Regions from separate parts of the Mus musculus genome. Here region 1 is linked to region 2. Evidence: chromatin loops called from intact Hi-C (ENCODE). Cell type or tissue: left cerebral cortex. All regions are shown on one strand.

Region 1 (8,000 bases), 1.5 Mb before region 2:
TTATAGGTTTATACATGCAAAAGGTATAGCTATTTTCTAAAATCAATAAGAATTGAAAACCTGAAGTTTTCTTGCTTATGTATTAGAGTGTACTGAATAGTATTATAGGTTCTCCCCACTTTCTCTATAACCTCCTAAAGTGGAAACATTTATTTTATGTGCATTAGTATTTTGCCTGCCTGCATGTCTGTGTGAGGGTGTTGTACCCCCTAGACCTGGAGTTACAGGCCGTTGTGAGCTACCTTGTGAGTGCTGGGAATTAAACCCCATTCCTCTGGGAGAGCAGTCAGCAGTCTTAACCACTGAACCATCTCTCCAGTCCCTGGAAGCACTTGTTTAGAAAACAAATGATCACTGCTCTGGTCTCTCTTAAAATTCACAGGTTAATCTGAAAATATACATAAATATAATTAAATTCTGAATATTAAGTATTCTCAATTTATGCTCATAAGCTATATCATCTTTGACATATTTTACAAAGAGTGGAATGATAAACATCACTACTTAAAATTAAACAGTAATATTGAATTGAAACTGAGATGGTGTTTCTACATCTTATTTTTATAAATGATCCATTTTAGAAAAACAAATCAGAGAAAATATTAGACGGTCATTATGTTTACTTTCCTTTATATTAATAAAGTGTTTGTGTATCAGTGATATTTTTCTGTTAGCCAAAGCTTTGTCTTGACACCATTTCAATCTTTGCAGTTTGAGGGATTCCAACAAGTGTCTCCACTAGAGGTCACTAGTGATCTATATTTAACTCGATGGCTGTTTAAAAATGATGTAATTGGATAATTTGTAATGTATGCTTTCTGGGTTAAAGAAATATTGCTCCCGTAAAATTCTAAATTTAGAAAAGAGGTGCCTAGAGAATGATATATCATCCTTGGAAATTAAGTGACTCTACAAAGGTAAGGAAGTGGTGACTGTGTATGTGGAGGGTTAGTGAGTTTTAATAATTTGGGGATGGATACCCTTCAAGGCAAAAAAGGAATGAGACCACCTTCATTGAGCTGGATGGAATGTGTCTGAGGACTCAGCTAAGGAAGGACACTTGGGTTGCACTTTGTTTCCGTTGCTCCCTGGCTAGAGGACAGATCCAGCCCCTACAGTCAAGATTATTTTTACTTTGTTAAATGAATATGGCCTGCTCCATGATTCTGTTAGCCTCTTCTTGGATTCTCTTTCTACGAGTGTCCATCAGATTCTGAAGTTCTGTTGGATGAGAACGTAGCCACCTTTATCCTTTGATCTCTCAGATAGACTTGAATCACGAAATCCACAACAAAAGAATACTTGTATGATTGTTCTTGAGATGTACGAGAAGGAAAAGAGTTAACTGTTGCCAGTAAGAATTCTTTACTGGGTGACATCAGGCAAAGTTAGGAATCATACCTTTAAGTCCTTGCAACATTTTAGATCAAATGTACCTGTTTTTAAATCAGTTGCTTTGTGAATTATGTCAATGGTCCCTCATTTACTATTTAGCACTGATCAATCTATAAGGATTCCTACCTAGCAACTTTATTATCTGTTCATCAGTTGGTGGACATGTAGGCTGTTTCCAAATCTGACTATTATAAATAGAGCAACAATGAACATGGATGCACCATTCTCTCTGTAGTAGAACACTAAATCCTTTGTGTACATGCCTAAGAATAGTATATGAGATGTAGGTTTATTAATATTCAGCTTCCTGGGGAATCAGCATTTTGATTTAGATGATGTCTCTGCAAGTTCATACTTCCACAAGCAATGAACAAGCAATTTTGTTTACCCACTGTAAATGTAACTTTTATTCACCAGATGTAACTGTTGTTCCAAAGGTTTGCAGCTGAATAGCTTGCCCCCTTCTAGTTCTTTCTGAACTCTAGCTGGCTGGTTCAACTCACCTATTCTGGCTCAAACTCTTCCCCAAACTGACTGATTCAAACTAGCTTCTCTTGGCTTCTCACTGAATTGCTCTGCTTGACTTCAAACAAACTCTGGCTATTTCTTCTTCTTCTTCTTCTTCTTCTTCTTCTTCTTCTTCTTCTTCTTCTTCTTCTTCTTCTTCTTCTTCTTCTTCTTCTTCTTCTTCCTCTTCCTCTTCCTCTTCCTCTTCCTCTTCCTCTTCCTCTTCTTCTTCTTCTTCTCCTTCTTCTTCTTCTTTTTGTTAATATTTTTTATTAGGTATTTTCCTCATTTATATTTCCAATGCTATTCCAAAGATCCCCCATACCCTCCCCCACCACTCCCCTACCCACCCACTCCCACTTTTTGGCCCTGGCATTCCCCTGTACTGGGGCATATAAAGTTTGCAAATCCAATGGGCCTCTCTTTCCAGTGATGGCCGACTAGGCCATCTTTTGATACATATGCAGCTAGAGACAAGAGCTCCAGGGTTCTGGTTAGTTCATAGTTCATATTGTTGTTCCACCTATAGGGTTGCAGATCCCTTTAGCTCCTTGGGTGCTTTCTCTAGCTCCTCCATTGGGGGCCCTGTGATCCATCCAATAGCTGACTGTGAGCATCAACTTCTGTGTTTGCTAGGCCCTGGCATAGTCTCACAAGAGACAGCTATATCTGGGTCCTTTCAGCAAAATCTTGCAAGTGTATGCAATGGTGTCAGCGTTTGGAGGCTGATTATGGGATACAAAAAATGTGGTACATATACACAATGGAGTACTAACTACTCAGCTATTAAAAAGAATGAATTTATGAAATTCCTAGGCAAATGGTTGGACCTGGATGGCATCATCCTGAGTGAGGTAACCCAATCACAAAAGAACTCAAATGATATGTACTCACTGATAAGTGAATATTAACCCAGAAACTTAGAATACCCAAGATATAAGATACAATTTATGAAACTCAAGAAGAATGAAGACCAAAGTGTGGACACTTTGCCCCTTCTTAGAATTGGGAACAAAACACCCATGGAAGGAGTTACAGAGACAAAGTTTGGAGCAGAGACAAAAGGATGGGCCATCTAGAGACTGCCATATCCAGGGATCTATCCCATAATCAGCCTCCAAATGCTGGCCATTTCTTCTAACCTTCTGGCTCCTTCTTATTCTCTAGCTCCTTCTGTCTTCAGCTGTGTCTCTGTTAAATTGTCCCTGTAAAACTGCCTCCTCTCTTCTTTCTTCTCTATCTCTATTTCTGTCTCTGTCTCTGTCTTCCTCCTCCTCCTCCTGCTGCTTCTTCTTCTTCTTCTTCTTCTTCTTCTTCTTCTTCTTCTTCTTCTTCTTCTTCTTCTTCTTCTCTCTCTCTCTCTCTTTCTCTCTCTCTCTCTCTCTCTCTCTCTCTCTCTCTCTCTCTCTGTCTCTTTCCTGCTCTCTTAAGTTGCTTTACTTTTCTGTCTGTTTTCATGAGACATCGGCCTATCTTATTTCTGACTCATTCTGTCAAAACTTTCTCTGATTTGTCACATTGTCTACTCCTCAATTAGATGTCACTTTCAAACATAGATGGCTATTTCTATGAACTAACTTTACCTTGTTTGGTAAAGGGTCTGTCTGTATTCTAGCCAGAGTGATGAAAATTATGTACTCAGTGTTTGTATTCCAGCTGGAGCACACAGACCTAAGCCTTTGGATATGATCACTTGCCAGAGTAGCCATGCTTCTAGATTAAAGTTCCTCTATAGTCCACATTCTTGCCAGTATGTTTTGTCATTTGTTTTATTGAAATTGCCACTCTGACTTTGGTAATTTGAAATCCCAAAGTAATTTTTATTTTTACTTCCCAGATGAGTAAGAAGTTGAACATTTTAAAAACTTTTTCTCAGCCATTTGTGTTTTATCTTTATGGACTCTATGTACCTAATTTTTAATTAAGTTGTTTGTTTTCTTGATATTTAGTAGTATTTTAAATTCTTTATATATTCTATATACTAACCCTATATCAGATGTGTAATTGGTAAAGATCCTTTTCAATTTATTAGGGAGCAGCTTTGTCCAAATGACAATGTCCTTTGCCATTTAAGCGTTTGAGTTTCATGAAATTCCAGTTTTTAACTGTTTATCTTAAGGCCTATGCTTCCCTGTGCCTATAAATTCAAGCCTATTCCTCTACTTTCTCTTCTATTAGATTCAGAGTATCTGGTCTTATGCTGAGTTCTTTGATGCATTCAGAATTGAGGATTGTGCCAATAGATAGACAAGGGCCTGTTTTAATTATTCTACACACTCCTAACTAGTTTGACCAGAAATATTGCTTGAATATGATGTCTTTTCTCCAGTACATAATTTTGACTTCTTTGTCAAAACAAACAAACAACAACAACAACAAAACCCAACCAACCAAACAAAAAACCTGTTGTGTTTAGATGGTGGAATTATGTCAGCATTTTCAATTTGATTCTATTGATCAATATATCTGTTTTAGTGTCAGCAACATGCTGTTTATTATGAAAGCTCTGTAATACTACTTGAAATATGGGATGGCAATAACTCCAGCAGTTATTTCATTATTCAGGATTGTTTTAGATATTCTGTTTTCTTTTCAATTCTGTAGTCTGCTCTTTGAAATAAGTCATCTTTGGACTAAATAAGAATCATTCTTAGATGACTTCTTTTACTTTTACATGTTCAGTATTATTTTGGCACCTTGCAATAAAAGTTATTTAGATGAATCTGATATTAACTCTCATATCTATCATTTTAAAATTAAGTTGTATTATGCAAGGAATAAAACTAAAGCAGAAACTCATAGTTGTAATAATTTAAAACTTTAAATTCAATGTCCAACACTCCCAGACAACTAGAAATTAAGAAGACTGTCTCTTTAAAAATAGGCAAGCCCCAAAACTCCATAAAATTTCTCTCACATTCATGAATAAATCAAACTATGCATGCATAGGCGAATGTCTAATGAGCACATAGGAGCAAATCAGTTTGCACTCTAAAGTGCTAAGCTGCGAAGATTTCCTGCACACCATAATGTTGTCAGAATTGACATTTAAATCTTTCTAATGGGGATACTTAATTGAAAGCTCAGAAGGACTATGACATGGAAATAATGGTAGTATCCTCAGGACTAAACGTTCATCCTAAGATGAAGGCCAAAGTAAGTCCCTGTCTAGAAAATTATAGAATGAAAACCACACAAGTTCAAGACAATTTAACCATTCTTTCCTAGAAGGAGATGCACAGGTCTTGGAAGGTTACTGAAACTTGTTAATGTCAGGAAGCTTGGAAGGTACAAGACTCTTAAGGCTCCTCCTCAAGGTCTTGAAAGATGCAGTGAGTGTACAGCGGCTGAGATGAGTCAGACTGAGAACAGCTTCAGAGATGTACAGAGAACTAGCGGATGCAGACTTCATTGTTTACCACCAATGTTGGAGTGGGCTCTTGCTGAGGCAGTTACCTTTGAGTGACCCATACTTCTGAAAGGAAACTTCCAACAACAGTGTAGAAAACGGCTCAAGTAAATTCACCGGTTCACTAAGCTAGACCTGGGTAGAGGTGTTGGTTAAGTTTCTAACCAGTGTGCTGTCTGGAATGAATGGGCATTTGCTTAAATCCCCCCAGGAAAACACTAACCTGCAAAAGGATGCTATGGCCCATAATTGTACATGATTGACAGTGTGTGAATGTTAACAAAGTACTATCGTTGTGAAATGAATAAAGGAAAACTGGACTCACAGATAAAAGCAAAAGTAGGTAACAGGAAAAAACATGCTTAAGACGACTCGAATGTTAGTATCAAAGACTGAATTTTAAATTGGTGTGTGTGTACGTGTGTGTGTGTGTGTCTATTGTGAAGGATTTAAATTAAATGATGGTGAACATATGAAGAATCTAGGAAAAAACCTATTTTGCTGGGTAGATTTTCATCAATTTGACACAAGCTAGAGCCATTTGGAAATACCATGTTTCCCCAGATCCTTGTGAACAATCCCATCAATTTACATGAAGTTGATTCAAAACCTCAATCAATAGACACATTTTCACATTTTAACCTTACGATTATTAGAGCTCAGTCAACTGCAGGTAAAACTGAGGAACCTAAAATCATAAAGGATGTATGGATTATATATGTGGGTTGTGAAGACTATGACATACATAGATATAAAACCCTTAAATTATAGGTTTGTAGTAGCAAAACAAGCAAAAGGAGGTTGACAGAGTCCTGTATTGGCAAAGCTATAATTTTTCATAAGGTACAAACACTACCTATAAGAAGGATGTCATCAGAATTAACCTTTGCAATTATTCGTCTAAAGCAAATCTGAATAATTACATGCTTAGTGTTAATTATGCTATTTAAGGAAAATAGACCTAATATTCCAATTTAAAAGTGGAGATTGTGCTGCTGGTTTAAAAATAAATAAAAAAGCCAAGTTTCAATGATGTGTTGTTTATACATAATTTGCTTATTGTAAAAATGTGATGTCATGAGGTTAAAGTGTAAGGATAAGAAAATCTACATTATACAACTGATAAGAACTGATAGCTGATGTGAATATATTAAAACAATACAAAATGCATCTCAAGACAACTTCCTCTTAGAAATAGGACCGTGTTTTTGTGTATGATTTCCTGGAGATAAAAGGAAAGATTAACCAAGACGGCATTCAATCATATGCATATGATTAGGTCCATAAAACCATATGCACCTGATAATAGAGTGAGAGCTATATACATCATGAACAAGGACAGAAAATATCCCTACCAGACTGGACTGGGGCAAGCCTGTGGGAGCTGTCTTGACTGATGATTGTTGAGGGAATGCCTACTTCTGGTAGTGACATCTCTAGGAAAGTGGTTCTGGGTCCACCCCAGAATTGCTGATCAACCTATGAGGAGAAAGCCAATAAACGGTTCTTCTCCATGGCCTCGGTTTCAGGTCCTGCTCCCAGGTTTGCCTTGAATTCCTGATCTAATTTCTCATAGCCCGTTGCATCATATGATCAATCTCAAGCATTGGGGGGTGGGGGTAGGGGTTGGTGAATTTTTTTTCTCTTTCTTTTTTTAAATTTTAATTGGTTCTTTGTGCATTTCCCACCATGCACCTCAATCCACTCATCTTGCCCTCTCCTAGTACTCACCCCCAACAGAGGAAAAAAATGTAGTGTAGTATCATAGTGGATCCCACAGTATATCTTTTCTCTGCATTTCTTGCGTGTAAATATTTATTGCAGTGAATTGTCTGTCCCAGGGTCATTTCTATCTAGTGCTCTCAGTTCCAGGAGGCATTCTTCTAGTCTGTAGCTTGCTATTGTTACTATTTAACTGCACACAGGGGCCTATCATAAGATTATTTGAAGCAGTTTTGAATGAACATGATCCTTCCTGGACAATTGCTATTACTATAATTATCTTCTCGAATGTGGCAAAAAAGGATATACAGGAGGACATATCACCTAAATTCACAAGCCACCAGAGGTGGTTTTTGCTAGGAGACTCTCAATAAAATTATATACTTTTCACCTAATCCCTGCCTACTGCATGTTCTTGTGTGTGCATTCTGAGATGTGATTTCCTGCCCACTGCCCCTGCATTCCTCCTTCTGATTCTAGCCCCTGAGGGAATGATTTCTTGGCTATGCTACTGGGTCTCTGTACGCAGCCCTGAGCTAACCTGTAAGCTGAAAGCATGATACCAGTTGCACAGATGTCCTGTGACAAACATCCCAACATTCCTATCAAATGCTGGGATCCGCATCTTCCCAAAGCTTTTCCAGGTTTGCTTCCTAGTCATTCTTCTATCTGATTATGTTGCTACATCTCCTACCATTTATCTCCCTTTGAATTCAATGTTTCTGGCTCACCAAAGCAGTATTTATGACAAGAAATGGTGATTCTTGTCACGTCGTTCTCCACAATTAGTGGACTCCTACTGATGAGGGGACAAATGCTTTAAAATCTTAAGATTGAAAACGTTACATTTCCTGCTTTGTAGCTTTTTTGGTGTATTTTTAAAGAAAGAGACTATTCTTCCTGAACTTGAATTAATACTTTCTGATGGACTTGAAAGCACAGCCTTCACAGCGCTAAAGTGACCTTT
Region 2 (8,000 bases):
GATTGTCAAAAGAAAATAGTGAAGTCTGAGGTGCCAGATAGATGGCAAGTGACTTAACACAGAAAATATTCCCCGAGAAGCAGACTGCAGGAAACTTGGTTTTCTTTTGAATGTGTTTGTTTTATTTTGTTTAGTTTTTGATCCTATGACAGGGGAGGGGGAAGAAAACAACATTTGCTGAAATGTTATGTAGCCTATGGTATTATACAAGATTCCTAGTCAAGTCACATAGTACATACACTTTGTTGTTATTATATTTTATTCTGTTTAATAGAATATTTACATAGTTCAAAGGTGGAGGTTACACCATTATGATTCCAATGCTTATGATCCTTGAACAAATAAGTTTAGTTCATTTTAATTAAAAATAAAAAGAGATTGATACTTTCCCCTAGGTATCACTCGTTTTTGGCTACTGTATAAAACAATTTTTTTGCAACAGCAGTATTTCAGAAAGATAGCCTTCACAACACTATGACTGTGTTTTTGCATACACTTTTAATCAGAGGTAACAGGGCTTATCTGCTCTGGCGCCTTAGTAGGCAGGGCGTGGAGGAGAACATGGCTGAAGATATAGGTTGCCCCTCAACCTATATATGCTCCATCAAGTACCATCAATGGTATCTATCAAATTAGGACCATCGGAAGTGTGGGATCAAGAGAAAAGAGTGGGACATGTAAAGCAGAGTCAGGTAAGAGTCATTAGATCACGCAGTATTAATAGATGAACATGACAAAGGGATGGAGAAAAGAAAAGAGTAACCTAAGAAATGACACACTATATTCCATTAAACCAAGCGACAAGACAGTGGGGGTTCATATTTAAATGTGAGCAAATGGAATTTTTAATATAAGAAATAGTATTTAAATATTAGAGATCATAAAATATCTGAAAGAGAAAATACATAGTTTCCTCTACCCAGCCATGCAACCCAGAAGCAAAGATTGTTTTGGAACTGAAAAACAATGAAGTTCAAGGTCTAGCTGTTACATTTTACAACTTATTTTGCACCAGGCAATTTATTTAAAGATAAAAAGTTCTATGTTTGAGATAAACGAGCCGCCCTTGTGCAATCCGTATCATAAACCACCGTTACAGATTAGGACAATTTTGTGTTAGACTTGTTTCTTTCTCTACAAGAGAATACATGAGTGTGGTAATAGTTTATTGGCACATTTTCTATCATAATTTCCAAGCCATTTCTGTTTCAACTATTTAGAAATATCCAGTATTAAGGAAATACAGTGCTCCATTTTATGTTCTTCTTCTTCTTTTTTTTTTCTCCTAAAAAAAAAATCTCTTAGAAATAAAACCTGTCACTGTATCACTTGTGTCATTTTTGAAACATTGTTCTTCCCTGGATCCTCTTTTAAATTTGATGTGCTACTCAAGAATTAATGTGAAAAACAAAATGTAATTAAATGACATACTGTTTAACAGGTTGGGTCTCTTTGACTGTTTTCCTACCACTGTGAAGACATACTGTACAATTTCGGGAGATACTCAGAACCTAACAACTGTCTATTATCAAATTAATTACTAATATAAAATTCCACACATTGACTTAATATAAAGTTTGGACAAAGTCATGGGTACCCCAGGCTGGAACGCCCTGTGTAGCTAAGGAAGACTTTTAATGTCTGAACAATTTACCTCTATCTCCCAAATGCTGAAACCACAGGTGTGTATGTCACCAGGCCCAACTTAATAGAAACCCTGTGAGAAGCCTTACAAAGTTGTTAATGCTGGAACAACCAGAAACTGTACTCATCACTACCTGGCATGGAATGTTGAGCTAATTTTGTCTTACTTTTGAATCAATTAAGCATTGCAATAATTATGTGTACATGGGCATATTTATCATATATAGTTTTTAACTAACATTTTAAGTAACATATCTATATGTGTACAAATAGGCAAGCATTTAACATTGTTAAAACTCATAAGTAACAATATCTTGGCTTGGGATATTTTTATCAGTCCCATCCCTATGCTTACTTGTATCTAACTTTAGTGTCACTTAACAATCCTGAACACTAATTGGCATTTAACACACTAGCCTCCTCTAATTTCGATAACTTCTTAGATTTAAAAAACATTTTTTTTTACTTGAAAATTGTTGTTGAAGCCTGAAATTCAACTGTTTCAACTTTGTAAAGTAGGATTACAGCCACTACATATTTGCAACATCTTTATTTCTCTGATTATTGTGTAATCTATGCTGATCTGAAGATAGGCATTTGTAAAAGTGATAATTTAGTAGCATTTGATGCTACACAGGCACAGCAGATAAATAATACAAATATATATTCTCTGCATAGAAAACAGGATGTTTCCAATAATTTAACTATAAAACTGTTCACACACACACACACACACACACACACACACACACACACACATCCCTATATGAATATGGGCACTCTACACAATATATAGCTAAATAGGTTAGACATGTGCAAAGGGACGTTATAATGTTTATTTTGTTTTTCTTACTTTTCATTCTGTAGGACTTCAAAGACTTGACAATTTCTTCATGCATAGAGTGCATTAAGATGAGCACCTTACCTTTAACTTGTAAAGCCATTGTATTTTGAAGGTTTAAAATAAAGGAAAACTATTTTTACCTCCCAGTCCTGGTCTAAGCCGATTATCATAACCATCCAGAAGTCTGTCTAGAATTCTTGTAAAGATGGTGATGTTATTTTTAGCCTCATCTTCTTGGATGTTAGCCAGCACCAACCTAAACAGATAATTTTACACATTTGTATATATCATATATGTACATACAGTGTTTGGCTAAGCGCCAAAATGCTCTTTCTCCTTGATCTGAATTTAACTTAATTTAAGGCTCCTTCAGCCATTAGTGACATACATTTCTTTCTCTTTTTCACTCTATAAATAGCACTAAACTTGCTGGGAAGGTAAGTATTCTGTTTCAAAAAAGAAACAGTAAATATCAAAAGAATAATGGTAACACCTTTGAGACTTCTAGCATTTGTTATTCTGTATGAGCTATAATCTTAATGTCTCCTCTTTAGAACACACCATATTTGTTGATTCTCATATGTAGGCATTATCAACAAGATTGCTTTGCAATTAGATGAATGAAATAACTAGAGAAACTTCTGAAGTAATTCTTCAGTGTTGTGACTATTAATTGGAAAATAAACTGTTATCTTGGTGGCACAAAAATTCCCTGTCATTCTTATACATAGCATTCTTGTTCTCTTATGTCTTTCACAGTTTTAGATGAAAGTAATTTCCTCACTTGGGATATACCTCCACCCAATGGCCAAGCATAATATAGACATCAGGGGAACTCCACTGGCAGGTTGCCAAGCTCCAGTGTAGCCAGGAGATGGAGATGGGGTCTGAAGGCAAGAGCAACACACACCCTCACAGACTCTAAGAAGGCCAGGTCCTTTGAGTGGTCTCAGAGAAGTAATAAGGGGCTACATAAAGATAAAAGTGTCCAGTTAGCCTTTCTCTGGTGATAAATTTGTGGCAAGAAAAGGGGTCTTAAAACACCCCTAGCAAAGCTTTAGAGGCAGTGATTTTTCTTCATGATTTCTCCATCATAAAGCCAGAAACCTGATTTTGTGACAGCAATTTGGTCAAATAAACTGAATGTATAAAACAGAGTGTCCCCTCTCATTGCCATTTTTTCTCGGAATGATTCAGAGATTTAAATTACTGTCCCCAAAAAGGAATCATTTATATAATAGAATAAAATACTGCCATGAACATTATTGGGTCAAATATAGAACAGAAAATGAGTAGAGTGATATTTAGTTAAGCTGTCAGCACTGGGTCTTGGGTCTTATTCATTGATAAGTGAATGCCTAAGCCTTTAAAGTCAGGGAGTGTGTGTACTTCCATTCTAGTCAATATATATCATATAAAACATCAGCGACAGAGACCATTTACATTTAAATGAATGCAGAACCAGAAGCTAACAATACTTATAATACACCAAAATTGGCAATAAACTTCAAGCTGGAATTTTGAAGAACAGAGGGAGTGTTGAAGTGTGGACATGAAGATGGACATCTTCAAGTTATGTAAGAATATCAATTCATATACTCTACCTTCAAAAGTTTCTCATTCTAATTTTTAAAGCCAGTCCCTAAGATAGTCACAAGAGTCTAGCTGAAGTGTTTCACCTGAGGTGTTTGTTTCTCAGTTATAGTTCAGATTATCTTTCTAAAGTCAATATTTAGTCATAGATGGCATTTCCCAGTTAAGTGAAGTATTTCCAAACAGATTTCTTTTCTGTTCCAAAATATCTTAAACATTATTTTGTTAGAACTCATAAGGGGAATTATTAAAGAGTAATAGCTACAGAAGAATTATAACAAAATTTGTATTTTAATTTTTCTTGGGTTTAAAACCATTCCCTATACATGCATTCAATGAAATATACCCACTGCTGGTTTTATTTAAAAAATCAGAGAAAACGACAATTAATGATATTACTTAAAGCAATCAAACTAATTTCTGTGTAGATAATAGGCAAAAGAAAATTCACACATTTTAAGAAACCACTCTTTTGGTCATTAACCAACTGAAAAACAAATTATCTCTAAATTAATAAGATGAAAAGTTGGCTCATAAATCAGCTTTTGTTTCGATGTTTGTGATTGTCTAGTTGTGTGCTGCCTCCACCTACAGGTCTCAGACTCACATACCAGTTAGGTTTCCTACTCTGTCTATAGAAGCCCCAGTGGCTCAATACAAAATGCAAAGAAAGAAACAGAAAGAAAAGAAAAAGCCTAAGTTGCCACTTAAATCATTTAGCTGATTTTTTTTTTTCTGTGTGTTCCAAGGACGGCTTAGCTTCCTTACCAGAATTTAGTATAACTATGAACACCTTAACGACAGGCATTCTTTAAACTAATATATCCCTGATAGGGTAGTCGCTTCTTCAATTAAATGCCTCAAATAGAAAAAAAAAATCCCATTCATTTTTGTTGTGTGTGTGTGTGTGTTTGGCTGCTTAAAAAAAAATCAGCAAACTTTTTAGAGTTTCAGACACTTAGTACGACAATTTCCTGTACAATCCATTTCCACTAAAATAATTGATAATTCCTCAAAATACCTAGTCTTTTAAAGAGTGTGGATACAGTTGTGTCACTTAAAAATCATCCTAGACCTGGAATGAAGAAATCAAAAACAATGCTTCACCTGACTGGGTCCCACACCAGAAGAACAAGCAGCAGAGACCATACATTGCATGTGCTCAATTTTGTCTTCATCTTCTTGTTGCCAAAGCTATGGAAGAAAAAACAAAATTAAATTAAATTTGTTCTCATCCTACCAAGCCAATAACCCAAAAGAATTTCATTTCAATTAGGAGGGGATGTTACTCCTGTCTACTAGGTATAGGACTGGATGACAGGCAATGGGAAAGGATTTTTTTAATGGAAAGATTACACCACTAATACATTTTCCTCTGCCTATAACTTCCCCAGTCCCATCCTCTGAAAAAAAAAAAATCGTTATGCACGCATAAAATGACAACCCGGGACTCTAAACTGACACAGTAGCTGATGAAGAAATAGGTTGGAGGAGTGTGTGCGAAAGAGGTGGGGAGATGGATACTCCACGCCTCACCCTCTCAAGGAAGATCACCTCCGCAACGACAGCAGGAAAAAGCTGGCAGCAAGCAGGCTACTTTTTCATTTCTATCTTTTCCTTACAGTTAATTGTGGTACTCACGTCTTCACTTTACTCAACAACAACCACCATCACACCCTCAAAAAAAAAAAAAAATAGAAAATCAAATCCAAATCATTCGCCCTGCCCTTTCACATTTGCCCACGTCCATGTTCAAGAGGCAGCAGGGTGGAAATCAAGTGCTGCGAACTATGCATTTGACAGCTGCTCTGAGCCAAGACTACCAAAGGAGCGTGAGGCTCCGGATCAGACGCCGCTGAGCAGGCAGGCAGCGCTGCCAGTGTGTGCAAAGTTGGAGACTGTAAAAGAGCCGGGCCAGCGTGCAGCCGCCGGACTGGCTCTTGGATTTTTATTGTAGTTGCGAATATACGTTTCTGGGGAGGGACATTGGAATTCGATCTTGGAGGATGGAGAGACTAGGAGAACCTGAGCCTCCGTGTCGAAGGAGCATGAAGAGTGGAGTGGGTTGGTGGGGTGGGGGTGGCATGCTGGCGAAGCAGAGGGGAATGAGCAAAGGTTACCCCCGCTGCCACCAACGTCTGCGACCCTACCTGAACAGCTAGTAGAAGTAGTAGATGTTTTCCTCCAGTGGCTTTGAATCTGTTTCCACAGAAACTTGAGAGAGAGAGAGAGAGAGAGAGAGAGAGAGAGAGAGAGAGAGAGAGAGAGAGAGAGAGAGAGAGAGAGAGAGACTGCAGCAGCCTAAAGACCAGGCAGCAAACGAATGGATGGGCCGGTGGAAGCTGTAGCAGAGAGCTTGAGGAGTCGTGGCCGCGCGAGGAGTAGGCGGCGAAGGCGTCCGTAGTGGCGGTGATGGGCGGAGGAGGAGGAGGAGGAAGAGGAGGAGGGAGTAGCGATCGCAGGAGCCGGGGTGGGGGCGCGGAGGCGCGATGCGCGCAGGCAGGCAGCAGCGGGCACGAGCCCCGCGCCTGGAGGAGGAGGAGCTAGCCCAAGGAAGAGGATTAAGAAGGTTCCAGGGAATAGGGGACCCCTTATCCCCCACCCCAATCCTGGCCAAGCCACCGCCGCCCTCTGGGCACCTGGGGCAGCACAGCCGGGGTAGCGCGGGGCACCACAGTGCGCCTGGGAGCGCCGCTGCCCGCGCCCACACCGCGCTGGAGGAGTGGAGCCCACACCCTGCCTGGAGCTGGAGGCAGTGAGCTTCCTGGTGTAAGGGTTAGGGGGCGGCTGCTGGTGAGTGTGGGTGCTGAACTGTGAATGGTGTGTGTTTGTGAGGCCCTAGGTCCCACGGGCGGCTCCCTGCCGCTCGTCCCCCGACATCATCCCTAGTGGAGCGACGTGGTTGCCTGGAAGAGGTAACGATGTATGGCTCCCACTGGAGGGCGAAGGGGCTAATCACGCCTTTACTTAGTCATCAGCGCATCCACGCAGGACCATGTTAAACGCACGTTACGTGGAATTACACAGCAGGAAGTTTCTTTGATTTCCTTAGCCCTCTGGATGTACCTCTCTTTGCTCAGCGCTCCCATAATTAGGACCAGTTTCCCCTCAAGCTAGGAGGTCTGGAGACTTGCCCAAAGCGGATCAGTGAGGGCCCTATGCTGACCTTACCCTTCAGGAAAACCCCCTGCTTTCTTTCAGCAATGCTTTACCCTAATCTCTTTGTCCAGGCATTCTCCTTACCTGGTGCTCAAGATTCAGTCTAAGAGCTATAAAAAGTTTATGTTAGCCCTGAGCTAAGGAACCTGCTGCCTTCTTTCCATTGCAGACAGGAACGAGATGGAGCAGTTTGAGGTTTTCCCCCCTTTAGGGCTTTTTCTTGGCAGGGACTTGTAATTCCAAACCTATCATACACTTTGAGAATTCTGTGTTTGATCTGTCTGATGTTTCCTTCCGCTTTATCTGGGGCGATAAAATCGAACCGTGCAACATGAACAGAAAAAGAAAAAGGAAACCAATGAAAAAGAAAAGAAAGATGCATTCCTTTTTGTACTGTGCAGGAAACTGAATCTTAGGAACATTCTACTCAGGCAAACCAGAGCCGCTCTTTATCTTTTTTTCTCAGAAGTTTTCATAAATGTGAGACACTATAAAAGGAGAAAAGGGAGAGTGTCCTAAGCTTGTACGACTCTGTTATTTTACATTCAGAGTCAATATGTACCATTTGGTAGTTGAGCACACACACACACACACACACACACACACACACACACACACACACACAAGATTTTTTTTTTACTAGATGATGCAGTTTTCCTAACGGGCAGTGCTAATCTACAGTAAATTTTAGCTTTCCTTTGAAGATTATGGGAAGAGAGGAAGACACTTACAATAGAAATATTTCAGGCTGTTCCTTTTA

The links. A loop is a pair of places that touch in the nucleus more often than their neighbours do. Peaks named below come from ENCODE experiments on the same cell type or tissue, not always from the same donor. Only the 100,000 strongest peaks of a DNase experiment are listed, where the experiment ranks them.
Region 1: it touches region 2 in a loop (7-fold over the local background); 4 of 42 quality-filtered maps call a loop at or near these places.

What each region holds. Positions count from the first base shown.
Region 1 is chr5:69,612,666-69,620,665 of GRCm38, forward strand. No RefSeq gene overlaps it. Among named protein-coding and RNA genes, the nearest start is that of Gnpda2, 24 kb to the left of the region's middle. In left cerebral cortex, a CTCF peak has its summit at 736 (motif pointing right); a DNase peak (open chromatin) is centred at 750.
Region 2 is chr5:71,089,344-71,097,343 of GRCm38, forward strand. It overlaps Gabra2 (gamma-aminobutyric acid (GABA) A receptor, subunit alpha 2), which reads right to left and starts at 6,506. Exons shown (of 10, transcript NM_008066.4): 1 at 6,232-6,506; 2 at 5,189-5,275; 3 at 2,629-2,744. The coding sequence starts at 5,259. In left cerebral cortex, CTCF peaks have their summits at 3,288, 4,672 (motif pointing left), 6,750 and 6,978; DNase peaks (open chromatin) are centred at 2,773, 3,334, 3,910, 4,699 and 6 more places; H3K4me3 peaks cover 4,948 bases; H3K27ac peaks cover 3,663 bases.